Linked DNA regions of Mus musculus: region 2 is linked to region 1. Evidence: chromatin loops called from intact Hi-C (ENCODE). Cell type or tissue: left cerebral cortex. All regions are shown on one strand.

What was found. Hi-C counts contacts between places; a loop is a spot of excess contacts. Peaks named below come from ENCODE experiments on the same cell type or tissue, not always from the same donor. Only the 100,000 strongest peaks of a DNase experiment are listed, where the experiment ranks them.
Region 2: a loop joins it to region 1, with 2.8 times the contacts of the local background. A loop is called at or near these places in 3 of 42 quality-filtered maps.

Annotation. Positions count from the first base shown.
Region 1 is chr6:127,538,554-127,546,553 of GRCm38, forward strand. No RefSeq gene overlaps it. Among named protein-coding and RNA genes, the nearest start is that of Cracr2a, 19 kb to the right of the region's middle. In left cerebral cortex, a CTCF peak has its summit at 3,600 (motif pointing right); DNase peaks (open chromatin) are centred at 3,612 and 7,282.
Region 2 is chr6:127,764,063-127,772,062 of GRCm38, forward strand. Prmt8 (protein arginine N-methyltransferase 8) reads right to left here and starts at 5,097. Exons shown (of 10, transcript NM_201371.2): 1 at 4,611-5,097. The coding sequence starts at 4,685. In left cerebral cortex, CTCF peaks have their summits at 3,238 and 4,079; DNase peaks (open chromatin) are centred at 1,034, 1,749, 1,930, 2,307 and 10 more places; H3K4me3 peaks cover 5,072 bases; H3K27ac peaks cover 4,521 bases.

The sequences.
Region 1 (8,000 bases):
GAAAAAAAAACAAACCAAAACATAAATATATTAAGAAAAATTTCCAAAGAGTTTAAAAGTAACTAATTTCTCAAAACCAATGGCCAAAATAGAGATAGAGAAGAATTAGAAAACACTTCAAAATTAGTGCAAATGAAGATGTACGTGCTAACATTTGTGAATTATAACTAAAAAGGCTGCCCAGAGAAGTGCTATTTAGTTGATCATAATTTAGAATATCTTAAATTAGTAATCTAATTCTCTGTCTTGCAAGACTACAAAAGAAAGCAAATTAAAATTGAAGTACTCAGAAAGAAAGGGCAAGAATGAGATCAAAACTTACATCAAATGCACGGAAAACAGACAGGGAAGAGAGAAGACCCAATAGAAAGAAGAAAGGCTTTTCTAATAAGCTCCAGCGGAGAAGCCTCCATTGAGCTAGCTTGGCAGGCAGTGAGGCACAAACCACCAAGGTCAAGGATAAGAGCTAAAAAAAAAAAAAAAAAATGAAGAGTTGCCCTAAAAACATGAATGCACCGGGCAGTGGTGGCACACACCTTTAATCCCAGCACTTGGGAGGCAGAGACAAGCAGATTTCTGAGTTCGAGGCCAGCCTGGTCTACAGAGTGAGTTCCAGGACAGCCAGGGCTACACAGAGAAACCCTGTCTCAAAAAAAAAAAAAAAAAAAACCAACAACCAACCAACCAAACAAACAAACAAAACATAAATGCACAAAGTCCACCGAGATGGTTAGTTTTGTCAACTTGACACATCTGGGAAGAAGAAACCCCAGTTAAAAAAATCACCTCCATCAGACTGTCCCATGGGCATGTCTGTGGGCATTTGCTTGATTGCCAGTTGCCACTGTGGGTGGTACCACCTCTGGGCATGTGCGCTTGGGCAAGGTGCATGATGACGCCAGAGGAAGTACTCGAGTAAGCAGGGTTTCTCCATAGTCTCTGCTTCAGCTCCTGCATTCAATGTACTGGGCCCTTCCATATCAAAGGTTAATTAAGAAAAATGCCTGTCTTAGTTAGGGTTTCTATTGCTGTGAAGAGGCACCATGACCACAGTAACTCTTACAAAGGAAAACATTTATTTGTAGCTAGCTTATAGTTCAGAAGTTTGGCCCATTGTCATCATGACGTGGCACGACATGTTGCCATGTCAAGTATGGTGGCACATAGGCTAATGTGGTGCTGGGGAAGAAGCCAAGAGTTCTACATCTTGACTGGCAGGCAGCAGGAAGAAAGAATGACTTGAGCTTCGGAAGCCTCAGTCTGCCCGAAGTGACATTCTCAGTCCAACAAGGCCACACCTACTTTGACAAGGCCACACCTCCTAACAGTGCTACTCCCTATGAGTGTTCTGAGGACTATTAGCACAGGGAACTGCAGTTCCCTAAAGGCAATCTGATGGAGGCATTTTCTCAACTGAGGTCTCTCATCCCAGCTAACTCTAGCTTGTGTAAACCTGACCAAAAAAGCCCACCCTGGAGACTCCCTGACACCGTTTATGAACCCAGCATTACCCAGACGCCAAAGCCTAAGTTATCACTAGAAAGCTATCCATCAGTGGCATTTCCTAATATAGATGCAAGTGTTCTTGACAAACTACTAGTAAGTTAAATCTAGCAATCTAGACAAAAATTAATATGAGGGGTGGGCAGGGAGATGGATCAGCGGATGGAGTAGCTGCCCACCAAGCATGAAAACCTGAATTCAGACCCCAGCAGCCATGTATGAGCTGGGGGTGGGGTGGGTGGGTGAGCATCTGTAACTCGGTGGGCGTTTGGGGTAGAAACGGGCGGATCCTCAAGCTCACTGGTGGGATGGAGCTCCAGGGAAGTTTGGGAGCCCACGGGAACGTGCTATCTGCTTGTGGCTGTGAAAACGGGGCAGACACACTTATTAAAACTCAGTAACATGTGCTCTTAAAGCGGAGAGTGGAAAAAGAATGGAATAGCTCCAGCAACTAAGAGTCATGGACACCCGTAACAGTATGGGCAAACCACACAAAACACTGAGGGAAAGGTACAGGAGCATCAGCCATGCCATTCCATTTGTGTCAAGTCCTGAAACAGAGAGAGCCACCTATGGCTGCAGAATGAGAGGCAGACTGCATCTGGCTGTGGCTGGAGTTGCTGACTGTGGAGGGGCCTCGGGTCACTCCTGGGGTGAAGGATCTGTTTTGATTGAGTGTGAGTTGCACAACTGTTTATGTTTCCCAAGATCCTCTGGACCACGTAAAGATGTATGGGTTTCATTGTGTACAAATTATACTTCGATAATTTTCTCTTTAAAGTAGCAAGTGGTTTTTTTTTCTCTGCATGGTTTCTTTACAGTGTTTGTTTATAGAGATTGGCAAAACCTTCCCTTCTCTCAAGTTTTAGAAATACAGGGTTCAGAGCCGGGTATAGAGGCTCCCTCCAGGGCTGAGGAGGCTGAAGCAGGAGGATGACAACTTTGAGGTTAGCCTGGGTTATATGGTGAGGCTCCAACTCAAAACAAAACAAAGCAGAACAAAACAAAACAAAAAACAACTCCTCCAAAGCAAAACAACAACAACGAAACCAAACAAAGGATGAGGAAGAGAAAGTGGGTGGTGGAGGGATGGGGTGGGGGTAGAGGCAGTATTCAGGCAATCTTGTAACTTAGCTGAGATCATATAGTTGGGAAAAATTCAGTCTCTTTACCTCTATTCTAGTCTTCCACATCTGCAAAACACTATATAGTGTTATAGTGTTCTTTTTTTAAAAAATTGAACTCAGGGCCTTTGGAAGAGCAGTCAGTGCTCTTAACCACTGAGCCATCTCTCCGGTTGCTGTATAGTGTTTTTAACTGAGCCACAAAGCACAGCATAGCAGGACCTTCTTATAAATAAGGAAACAGAATATTGACCTCCATAGCCAAACCAAACCTACCTGTACCTGAGTCCGTAGTACTCAAACAAAAACAAGAAGATAAAAATATCCTTACAGTGATCTCTGCAGGCATAGGCTCAACGTGTAAATTGCAGTCACTGCCCCACAATTTTCTCCACCCTTTGTTAAATTGTAAAAGAAAGCCACTCTGGAGCAGAGAGCAATTCTGGTGGGCAATTCGCAGCTAACCAGCAGAGCTGCTGATGGCTTCTGTGCGGTGCCTGGGCCTATTAGGTTCAATCAGACAAGAAGCTGCCTTGTCACGGACCTGCATCAGCCCCTGCTCCCATCCCTACTGCAGTGTGCAAGCCCTCAGCCAGGCCAATTCTGCCTCCCTCACAGATGTTCCTGCAAGCCAGGTAATAGAAGCGATTGGCTTCTCGGCACAGAGTAGCACCTGGCCACTAATGGACTACAACTGATATGGAAGAAGCGGAGCTTCCGCGAAGTCTGCCCACGTGAAGTAGAAAACCCAGGGGCTCTGCTGTCAGAGCAACCATATTTATATTAATAAATTCACCTTCCGGGTCATTCAGTACTTTTGTTGCTGTTCTGGGTTTTCCCACTGGGCACGTGAGAAACACGTGTGAACCATATTCTGGATAACGTTACCACGGATGGGCTTAACAATTGCTGTAGGTAAGCTCTTGCTTTGCCTGCTTTTCAATTTCCGAATAGGTCCCGTCTTGAGTCTTCTGACCTCTAGATGGCGCTCTTCACATTCCATCTGAGGTTTCTGTCTCCACAAGTGCTCAGAAGAGGATGGGGATGGATGGCACAGATGCTAAAGGCTACATTCTCCAAGGAGGGTTCTCACCAAGAGAACAGTCTTTCCCTTCCTCGCCCTCCTTCCCTCTCTCCTCTCCTCCCTCCCCTCTCCCTCTCCCTCTCCCTCTCCCTCTCCCTCTCTCTCTCTCTTTTTCCTCCTCCTTCCCCCTTTTCTTCCTTCCCTCCCTCTTTTGTCCCATCAATGTTACTAAGTACCATCGCGCGCCCCGCATGGAAACTGCAAGGGCAAGGACGATAAAAATCCTGATTTCAGTTTCACCTAACAGCGGAGTTCACTGTGTAATGAGGTGAGCGCGAGGCAGTTTTAAAGCTCTATGATGAAGCAGACAGGAGACCCTGGAATGTTATGTTCCGTCAAAGTGAGAAGCAGCCATGTACACTATGGTAAAGGGCAAGACTTTCTGAGTCGTGTTTACGGCAGGGAGGAGACATGGTCAGAACTCAGGGATGGAAACATTCTAGCCTACGAGGGGGGTGGGGGAGAGCTGCAAAATTAGAACCCCACTCCACTGGCATGGCCTTCTCTCTGTCCCAAGCCTTTCTTCTTTCTCAGTATAATAAATACCACCACGATCCATCCAATCAGTCACCCAAGCCCCTCCCCACTGAACACCCTCTTCATTCCCGAGTCACCCCCATTGGATCATTAGGTCTGTGTTAACCTGACTCTGGCTGCTTTTCCTGATCCCTTCTACCATCACCCTGCGCAAAGCCCCTTGGTTTCTCTGCTCTTTGTTCTAACTTCCCTCACCCCATGCCCCCATTCCCAGCTGCTCTTGGGCCTCAGCAGGACGAGTCCTCTGTAGCCATTCTCCTTATGTTCCCGGTGTTCCTCATTCTTTCTCCTGTTACAGCTCGTTTGCCTTCTAGAACGTACCATCATTGACTCTCACCTTGTTGCTTTTTCATCAGCTAGCGCTGCCGTTCAAACACAAGCACCATGAAGGGAAGGACATCTCACTGCAGTGCCCTCATGGGCTAAAAGAGACCCAGTGTATGGGAACACGGTTTGTGTAGTGACCACGGCAATAGTTCAGATAAGTAATGGCAAGGGTTTGGACTAAACAGTTGGTAATGGCTTTGAGAAGCAGAAACATCAGTATATCATAGAAGCCTCGGTCGGCAGACTTGGTGGCTGAAGGAGTCCAGAGTGAGGAAAAGAAGTGAAAGAATCATTTTCTAATGGTGTCACTGGTATGATGCACTTCAATGAGAGGTTAGAAGCAACCAGGCTGGATGGGGCCAACAACAAGGACTGCATCTACGGAGCAGAGTAGGGTTCTAAAAGCATCGAACAGGCTGACTTAGATTACAGATGTTTCCATTTGCCATCGTGTTCCTGTGATTTTAGCATGCGGTTAAATATATCATTGGGGGGAGTGTCTTACTCTTTGTAAGATTATTACTTCTTTTAATTTTTGAGATTATAATTACATATTTCCCCTTCCCCTTCTCCCTGAAAACCCTCCCATAGAATCTCTTCCTCTCTTTTATTTTTACATAGTAAGTGTGTGTGTGTGTTCCTAAGTCCGCAAACACAGCCTACATAGTCTGAACGGTGTTACTTGTGTGTCCATGCTTTCAGGCTCACTGCTTGTGGTGAGATAACCGGTTGGCATGCTCTTCCCTGAGGAAAACTGTTTCTCCTGTTCGTAGCATTCCTTAGACTCTAGCGGTTTTTCTCCGAGTACGGCTGAGACCTCATGAGCTTTCTCCCATCCATGTGTCTATAAGTATCATCCCTGTTAAACTCAAGGTTTGGCAGCCATGCTGGCGACACCTTACGGATAAGGCTTCTGATATTCCTAGGAGGCCCAATCTCATAGCAGACTTTCTGTTTCTCTGGTTCCTACGATCTTTCTGCTCCTTCTTCCAAAATGTTCCCCAGGTCCAGGACTTGTGTCGTCATTATGTCATTGGGGACTCGGCTCCACAACTCTGCATTTTGACTGGTTGTGGTTTTCTGTCTTGGTCTATGTCTCCAAGAGAAATTTCCTTGATGAGGGGGAGGGGCTAGACTCTGCAGAAGGATGTGTGGGACCTGACTGGGTGGGGAGGTTCAGGAGAGGGCAGGGCAGGCTGGGTCCTGGCAGACACCTAAAGGTTGGTTTTGGAGCAGCCTGGGGTAGCCAAAGTAAGCTGAGACAGTGGGTATGGGACCCAGTTAGATCTGGGAAGGGGTGGGGAAGAACTTGTGGAAGGGAGAATTGGGTAGACTCAAAAATATATCACTTTTGACTCTATTCCTCCATTTCTACTTCAAACTCTTTGTATTTGTCTCTGGAAATATTTTCTTCTTTATATAATCAAAGAAATTCAGAAAGGTTGTATTATAATTGAACTTATCAAGCTTCTATATAAAATATTTTTTTTTCAGTTTTCTAATATTAAATCATTTTGTCTCCAGAACGTTTAGAGTTTTACCCCCAAACCCCTTGGCTTTTTCGAATCTTTAACATGCTGAGAGCTCAGGTAGTGAAGTTTACTAAATCAAAGAAGTAGAATATAGTTGAGGCAGAGAGGACGTCAAAGGTCACACAGTTTAACTGAGTGATGGAGAATTGCCCCCGTTGTAGCTTGCTCAGTGCCCAACTCTGAACAGAGCTGGAGGGAGACATGGTTAATCGTATCTACTGAATGGGACTGGCGACTCTTAACCCCTGTTCCCCCTGTTCCCGTGGCAGTTATAGTCTCACCTGTCACTACTCTATCAGGCCCCCTCACATGCTCATCTGACTTAGAAATGCAGTGAGTGTAGCTGTCTGCAAGTCCTCCCTCTTCTATTCTCCTCCACACCACTGCAGGATTTCTACGCAAACAGATGCTTTGTGTCCATGGCACCACTGGCTCCAGGAGTCTAGAGAGTCACCTCTGGAACAGAAATCAGGTAGAGAGTCAGAAATACTGTCAGACTTCTTCAGCTCATCTCAAAGTCTGCCTGGGCTCTCTGTTTCCTCTGTGGGACTGCTTAGAGTAAAATAAACAAGAGTTACACAGAATGGGACATACTACCTGTTTCCCACCACTGTGTGGGTGACATAGACCAGACTACCCAGTGTTTGAAACCCAGGCAGAACCACCTATCTGAAAGGTCTGTGCCCTGTGCCACAAATGGTACTCACTCCCTATATCCCGGAGGAACACATTCCAAGCAAACCCTGCTCCTAGCCCTTCTCAGAGACGCCAGAACTTTCACTCAGGAGCAATAAAAGCTCTAGACATCCATGGAACCAGAAGGCAGAGTTTATGTTCATAGCCCCCAGAGACCACCAAATGTTACAATTCTAGAACTGGGTGAGACCTGATCTAGCACAACCACCCACTTGCTTGTGGGTCATGTTGGGAAATTTCTCTGGGCATAATATATGCATCTTGTCAAGAGAGAGCTGAGTCTGGTCTCCATTATTTAAATGCCTTCCGAGTGGAGAGAAGGTTAACCTGCCTGTCTAGAGATGAGTTAAAATCATAGCTGACATTCAATGTCCTATATAATGTGACTCTGGCTTGTATTTATAGATTTGTAGGCTTCCCACAAGCAGATGTATATGCTGTCGTCCTCCTAAACATACCCCATGCTTTCCCATTTCCAAACCCTCTTCCATGCATATGCCTTCCCTCCAGTCCCTATTTCCTTCACTCTGGCAGGAGCCAGGAAGCAGGGGCCATGAAGGAATGTTCTTACTGGCTTGCTCCCCATGGCTTGCTCAGCCTGCCTTCTTATACAACCCAGGACTAACAGTCAAGGGGTAGCACTGACCACACCAACTATTAATCAAGAAACTGCCTCAGGAGCTTGTCCACAGGCCCATCTGTTAGGGGCATTTTCCAGTGGATGTTCCTTCCTTCAAGTGACTAGCTTGTGTCAAATTGACGAAACCAGCCAGGACAGTGGTAAAATGATCAAGGATGAAGAAATGAAGGATCAAGGAAACATGAAATGGGTTGCTAAGGGCTTCTGGGGTCCTGAAAGACTCAGCTGCTTCTGGTTCAGATGGAAAGAGAACGGCAGGAGAGATACAATGGGTCGCTTAGCTTTGGCTTTGGAGGCAGCCAGCTGCAGCCCCTGAGAAATGCCTTCCCGTTAGAAAAATAAGAAACCAACAAACCAAACCAAGTTGGTGGAGGGAGTGATCACATCAGCCCCTTGTTCCTTCACCGGTGTGTCACCCAAGTAAAACTCAATGGCTGGGACATGAAATGAGCAGATCTTCACTTCCCACCCCTCAGTAAAGCCGTTGGGAATAGACATGTGCATGCACACACACACACACACACACACACACACACACACACACACAAATATACACA
Region 2 (8,000 bases), 230 kb after region 1:
GGCAACCATGGTGACCTAGCTGCCTTGAGAGCCATAGGTTTCTCATCATGGGGTCCCTTGCTCTTGGGCTACAATGTGCCTTCCAGTTCCTGAGAGACTGACACAGTCCTTGGTCAGTGACATGTTTTGGCCACTTTGTTTTCCTCTATGTTCCCCCAGAAGTCAAGGAAGCATGGAAGCCTGACAGAACAATTGGTCTTAGACTTTAATTTTGTGTACCCTGTAAAGTGTGCAAGCATGATTGTATCCTGGCAACTATAACTGTATTGATCCTAGAAATTGCCATTATATTCTGTTATAAAAAGTCTGATTGCTCTCAGTAAAATTGTCACAGCCTCAGTCTTACTGTGGCTCCTCCAACCTGCCTGCTTTAATCCCTTACAGTCATATCAGATGACCTTGGCCCGGTAAGTAAACACAGGTGCTTACAATTTCTGGAAAGTCAGAAGGCTTTAAAAATGTCTTATAATCCCACAAATCAGTTATTATTTGCCTTGTGGCAAAAACCATGCTAAAAATAAGACAAGTGAAAAAGAAAAAGAAACAAGGTTGCCTATTCAATTGGAGAAATAAACATATATAAAAGACAATTACCTCGTGATAGGAAAAGTCAGAGACAGGCAGCACAAATACCTAAGAAGAATCCATGGATTACTCTCCCTCGGGAGAGAGGTTAAATGAGAGATCTGGGAAGGCTGCCCAGAGGAAGCAACATTTGATTTGAATCTTGCAGGTTGAGGAAGACTTTTTTCCCCCAGAGAGGAGAACGGGAAGAAGCATTTTAGATGGATGGAGGATCACAAAAGTATTCAGCATACATTCGGCTGCCTTGGAGTCTCCCATAGGGCAAGTATTCAAGGGCCTTGTTTACTATGCTAAGGACACCAGTACCCTGTAGGAAATGAGGTAGTTCCTAAGTTTTCAGAGAGCTGACCTACCACAAGCAGATTTGTCCTTTCAAAAGCTAGCCCTGCAAGGATGGGGAGGCTGGACCAGACATGGCCAGATGCTGGGAGCTAAGGTTCTAGCATGGAGATAAAGGGCCTGCATGTGCGTAGGCTGCAGAGAGTGGGAGTGGAGGCTCTACAGATGTCACAGGAAGCCCCAGCACCACACTGAAGATGTAGCTCAGTTGGTAGAGTTTGCCTAACATTCACAAAACCCTGGGTTTAATCTCCAGCACTGTGTAAATCCCACTGCAGTGGGGTCTCATGCCTAAGCACTCAGAAAGTAGAGTCAGAAAGATAAGGAGCTCAAGGCTTGCCTGGGGTATGGGAGACCCTGTCTCGAAAGAAAAAAGTGGCCCTAGGAGATTCTGGGATGGAAGACAGAGCAGGAAGTGAGGTCGGGGACTGCCCTGATGTTTCCCTACACCATACACAGATTATTGGCCACAAACTGAATCAGCTCATGAACAAGTTTAAGAGACCAAAATCAAAGGGGTGGAAGGTGTACTCAAGCCACAACGCCTCACACAGGAGGCTCCATGCCCTAGTATCTCACCTTGTTCCAGGTCTGAAGATGGTGGTCACAGTATATAGAGTCACAGCCTCAGTCTCAATACTACATGCCTCACCACCACCACTACCACCACTGCTACCACCACCACCACCAGCAGCACCACCACCTCCCTCCCCTGCCTGATAACTGCCATCCTCTCTGCCTCCCCTCCCCACCTTCCCTCCCCACTGCCTTTCCCTTCCAAAGCAATCGTCTCCTCCCACTCGCATGCACTCCCATTCACACATGGCATCTTGCTAGAAATAGCAAGAGTGGAGCAAAGAGCAATGGATTGAAAGTGAGGGCAATCCATACCCCAAGCCCGATTTAACCCGCCAGCTGGCCGGAGTCACTGCCTGACCTCAGGCTACTCTGTGGTCTCCAAGAAAATGGGAAACAAATACTAACCTTCGCTTCTCTCATAGCCTTAGTATGAGCACAGAACACAAGTAGTATGCTACCACCTGCAAGACGCAGGGAAAGATGTAACCGGGCTCTCCAGTCACAACTGTGTTCACTAATTTGTGAGCTCTTTGAGGGCAAAAGCCAGGCCACTAGGGTCTTAGAAACCTACTTTTCCGGGTACAGAGTGAGTACCTGCTAGAGACTGGACAGCAACCGTTGTCATTCCCGCCCCTCCCCCCCCCCGCCCACACACTCCACACATCCACAAGTGTGCTCTTGGTACCCCTAAGATGTGCAGGCAATGCAACCCCCTCAATACCCCACTTTGGAAGCACCACTTTGCTCTTAGCTTATTCCAAAAACAGCCTGCCCGTTCCTGGAGGAAAACCAAGCAGTAGTCACGAGGCCTGTATGCCTCACTGGGCACGTTTGACCAAGTCTGGGTTGCATCCTTTCTCCAAGGAAGTTGCTGAGAGCTGAACCTTCCCATGTTCCGCTTTGATTCATTGTCATCTAAGGGGTCTAAGACCAGCTGGGTTCTCTCTCTCTCTCTCTCTCTCTCTCTCTCTCTCTCTCTCTCTCTCTCTCTCTCTCTCTCTTCCTCCCTCCCTCCCTCCCCACTCCGTCGTCCTCCCCCCCCCCCTCCGCCCCTGCCACCACCGCTTCTACTGCTGTTTTCATTGATGCCTTGAGCAGAGCTGGCATGTGCGACTGCTGAGAAGGGGGAGCTCAGAGCAGCGGGGGAAGCGAGTAAAAATAGCCTGTCGCGCGTCGCTCTGCCTGCTCCGGACGCCTTTAACCCTCACCGAGGTGGAGAGAGCCGCAGCCGCCACTGCACACTGCGGAACGTGGCCCGGGTCTGCACTAGACCCCACACGCCAGTCCGGGTGATTGTGGACGAGGACCCACGAAAACTTTTTTTATTTTTATTTTCTATTTTTTTTTAAGACAAGTGAAGATGAGGTGGGATAGGGAAAAAGCAGGGAAGAGCTATAGCTACTGGGTTGCAGGGACTGCTACAAGCTGGCTGGCCCAACACTTCACCAGTGCGCGGCCTTGAGACTCCAAGCTATTTTTAGAAACCTGTTCCGCGGGTGGGCGATCAGAGGGCGGAGGGGGAGGGGAATGCTGAGCGTCTGGTGCTATTACTCGGTTTCAAAGACTCTGCTCCCAGGTTGGGGTGGGGAAGAGGATGGTCCAAGGAACGACATGCAGAATGGCTTTGCCCTAACTCAAGGAGAAGACATTAACTGCTGTATGCCCCTCATCTTCCAGCCCCAGATCGTGTTTGTTTCAAAATCGACAGTTGCCAGAAGCATGCTGCCTCTAGTGTCCAAGGAATGGGTATTCTTAAGCTTTGCTGCCTATACCGTGAGGCGGGGAATGAGTTGTGACCTCTAGGAAAGAAGGCCGGGAAAGGTCTTCACGTTGTTTTTGCTTTCCCGCAAGGCCTGGACAGTCTCCGCGCCACACCCCCATCTCAGCCCCACGCTGCATATGGGTTACCGTATGTGAAATGTACGGCAGCCCCACCAGACACTGGGCTATTAATAGAGCCCCGGAGTTTGCTCTGTGTCTTTTTCCTGCCACCGAATAAGGGATGATCACACACACGCCCCACTCCACCCCCACCTCGGCGCACAGTTCCTCTGTGAAGGTAAGGGGGCTGCCCATGCCGATCCCCTCCATGACTACAGGTGCCCAAAACCAGGGAAAAATCCCATTGTGATGACAGCTGGGTCAGAGCGAGGCGAAAGAACACACTTGCTCGGGACGCAAAGACCCGCTGGGCTCTCTGCAGCTCAAGGCCAACTCCGGAGTAGAGAAAGGGCAGATACGGGGCGGCCGTAAGGACTGCCGAAGACGGAGGGCAAGAGTATCATTTGCGGAGCTAGAGCGGCCTCCTTAAAAGCTGCTGCGGGACAAGTGGCCGCAGACCGGTTTCGCGCTGCAGCCCAGGGCGCACAACCCCCGCTGCTTGTGCGGGCTAAGCTGCGGCAGGCGCGGGCGCTGTCCCTGGTGCTGAATGGGGCCGCGGTCGGTGCGCCCTCCCAGGGTTCCGCTCTCCCTCGGCGCCTTAAGCACCCTAGGACTGCAGACCTCCGGCCCAGCTGTGGACTGGGGACTGCGGGGGAGGTCAGGTGCAGGTGCTTAGTACTGCCACCAGGTCGGCCCCCTAAGGCCGGGAGCTCTCCGCGGTGTTGCAGGGACCCATAGCTTGGGGACCACCTCGAGCTTGAAGGGTAAAGCCCAGGTAGCGGTGGGAGATAATCGGTGCACTGCAGGGAGCAAACCTGGCCCTAATATAACCCACTCCAGCTCTTCGTAAAGCCGGGATCCGGGATCACTATCGGAATCCTGTGCACAGGGGCAGGGGAGCCGGGCTGCCCAAGGTTTGGGACTTAGGGGAACAGGAAGGGAGCAGAGGGTGGCAGGAGAGGGTGATGGGGCTGAAAATTTAGATTTTCAAGGGGGAAAGGAACTGAGACGTGCACCGTCGCCCCCCACACACACTCCTACACTTCTCTCTCTCTCTCTCTCTCTCTCTCTCTCTCTCTCTCTCTCTCTCTCTCTCTCGGCAGGGACAAGCGGGATGGGGAAAGTTTGGCACCACGGCGTTGGTGGTGGCAGCAAGCAGCGGCGGCACACAGGGGTCCCAGTGGGAGGCAGGGTCGCTGAAAACCCCGGCCCGGTCGCCTCCTTACCTCGGTGCTTTCGACTGCATTCTCCGCCATTTTCCTCCGGAGGAGCAGGCAGCGGGAGGAGTGTTTCATGCCCATAAGAGCCAACAAGGGTTTGGGGATTCGAGATAGTAAAGAACGAGAGACGGCTGATGTGGCTTTAAAAGAGAGCCTAAGAATGCAAGAGGAGGGGGGAAAAAATCCCAGCCAGCCCCTCTCCCGGAGCGTCCTCCGCGACAATCGAGCTCTGTGGAGTCCCTCCTGCGGTCGCCACTTTGTTCACGTTTCCTCGCTCTTCATCTGCCTCGCATCCCTTCGCACACTTGCAAGTTCTGGTCGCGCTCACGACCCCCTCCGCGCCCCTCTCCCCTGCGCGGCGGGCTGGGCGGGAGGGAGGGAGGCGGCCCCGCGGGCTCGCCGGCAGAGGCAGCGGCTCCGAAGTCCGGCAGGCGGGAGGCGGACGGCAACTCTCCCAACTTCTGCCGATCGCTGGGCGAAGCAACACGCGTCCTGCTCGGCGCTCCCGGGGGCTGAGCCGGTGAGTGGGGGCGGGGTGGGAGGTGCGCGGGAGCGAGCGGGTGGCGGGGCGCTGACGGCGGAGACCCCCAGCCCGCCCCCGTGCCCGGGACCGCGGGGTCTGGGGGCCGCCTGCGCTCCGCTGCGCTCCTGGCGCGGCGCACACCTGGCGCGGGGGCTAGGGCTGCGCGCACGCTGCGGGGCCGCGCGCCAGGCTCCGGGAAGCAGGCGTCCACGAGGCTGCTGGAGGGTCTCAGCCCAGTGCAAGTCCTTCTAACGAGGGCAAGCACCGGACAAGACTCAGCCACGGTTACCAAATGTCTACGCCCCTCACCCCTCCCCAGCCCCCCCACCCGGTCGATTCCTGGATCCTTCCTGCGCGGATTACTGTTTGGGGCATGAACAGGGTGGGTGTCTGGATGGGAGGGGGAAGTCCTCAACTCCTTCAACTCTAGGTCCTCTCTATCTAGCTTTTCTTCACCCTCAGGACCCAAGACCAGAAGGCCTTCAAACCCCTCTCAGGAGGACCGGGTTGAAGTGAAGGTGGCTGCCTGAGGTGGCTTGGGAAAACAACCAGGAACAAATCAATAAAAGGGTCCGCGGTCTAGCTCCCCTACCCCTGTCTAGCCTGTCAGCCCCCACTCCCGGGGGGACACACATCTCTCCCCCTCCCCTACAGCCCCTCCCCCACCTTCACCCTCTCCTGACGTCCCTTTTATGGGAGAGAGCCGTGAGGATGTCACGTACCCATTAGGATTCTCTCGATCCTTTTTTAAGGGAGAGTTTGGGCGGCAGCGGGGGGTGTGAATTTTTATACAATGCATTCCTGTCTTCACTTTGAGAGCTTTTTTTCTCTCTTTCGGGCCATCTGTCAGGCATTGAGGGATAGAACAATGGGGGAGGGAGGCCATACTCAGGACTCTGTAGCTGGCTATCTCCGGGAAAGCTGAACCTTCAGGCTTTCTGGCCCACAGGTCAAGGTCAGGGACCGCACAGATGTGCCAGGAGCTTTCTTCCCGCTTCATCTCAGTCCTTAGTTGAGTTATTTAAACCAATCGCCCTGTTTAGTCTGATCATAGCCTTTGATAGCCAAGAAGTGTAAGAGTGACTGTCCTCAACTAACCCAGGTTCATTGAGGAAAAGGGCCAAAACCCAGCTCGGCTCACGGTGATAGATACTTCTATCAGACCAAGATCCTCAGGCAAAGAGAAGAGACATGGCCGTGAGCAGAGGTGAGGAGTAAAAAACGGGAAGAGGAGGGAGATGAGAAGGATTAAAGAAAATATAGCAAGAAGCTTGGGTTAACCGCACTGATAATCCCAAAACAAGAGTAAATTCCCCTCAACCTTCTCAAACCACAGACCTGAATTCGAGTTGGGCATGAATGAGCAGTCTTTGGCAATGCCTGATCCTTCTTCACTCCCATCCTGCCATCCTGCCATCCTGCCACACACAGTATGGAGGAGGGGACATAACTGCATCTAAAAAATGACTTTTACCTCCTGCTTTTCTTCCCCTACTCGTCTTCTCTCAGATAAGGCTCTGAGATGCTGGATCAAAAGAGGCTTAGTACGTATGCAATCAAATAAGACTAGAATAGCAAGATTCCCCACCCACACGTTGGTCCAGTCCTCTTACAGGTAAGGACTCCGGATGAAAGAGAAGGGGGCAATTGTCTAAGGTCCCTCGACAAGCTGCAGGAGCTTCAGTAAACCAGCTCCCCAGCCTCTTGACTTCCAACCCAACCCTGTCCCCACCCCACACTCCTTCTGCTTGTTCATCCATTCTGTGACTAACAGGGGAGGAGGGGAGCTGAAACAGGCTCCCACCGAAATAGGCTGCTGTTGTGCGTGATTATGTTGCTATGAGAACCTCAGTGGGGGTGTTTCCTCAGTTCTCTGTTGAAATCTTTTTACTGTGCTTGGCTTCTCCCCAAGTACAGACACAGCTCCTGTTGGAATGGGAAAGGGACATGGAGAGCTGTGTTTTTACAGCAAGAGTTTGCTATGCCAACTCAAAGGCAGCCTGGGGCACAGAGGTATCTAGGCCACTAAGGTTGCTCTGCAGCGACCTGAGGAAAGCATGGTGACCTATCACAGGTGATGCTCCGACCCTCCTCGAACACTCTTGGATCTGAGATTTGGTCCCTGCTGTGCACCCACCTAATTACAAACTCACAAATCATTGAAAGGTAGAGTTTGGGGAGCCGTGTTACTCTTGAATGTTGCAGGTAAAAATGTAGAGGCTCAGGCCTCCATGTGCACGTGCGCGCACGCGCGCGCACACACACACACACACACACATGTATGCCCATACAAACATACAAGAATTACCTGAAGACTCACCTCCCGGGATTGTGAAAAATCCATGATGTATGAAAAACACACAGTAGGACTATTAGAAGCCAGCCCTTTTCTGTCTCTTTTGCATGAGTATCAGAATATTCTCTTATCAAGTTAGCTTAATTAATTATCTCAATTAATCCACATGATCCTCACTGGGCATCTTTTAGTGCTTCGTTCATAGCAGGAACTGGGCTTAACAAGGCGACAGAACACATCAGACTGTGACAAGTTCTCAATCTTTCATCACCGTGACTGTGAAGGGCAGAATGGAAGGCTGTTGGAGAGAGTTTAGTGACAAGTGCGAAGACAGAGGATGATAAAGGGGTTCAGCATTTGTCATGGTGTGCGTTTGATGTGTCCTGTGGCCAAGTGGTCCCCAAGATCCATTAGCTCGTTCCCCTTGCACTAGGCCTTCAACGGAACAGGCTGTGTTGAATGGCACACTTAATGGGCTCTGAACAAGGCTGACCCGATGGCAAGAGTACAAATATTATGCGAACATTTGCTGTGACTCGTCCTGTAGCCTGAGTCCAGCTTCACAGAGGGCTTTCCG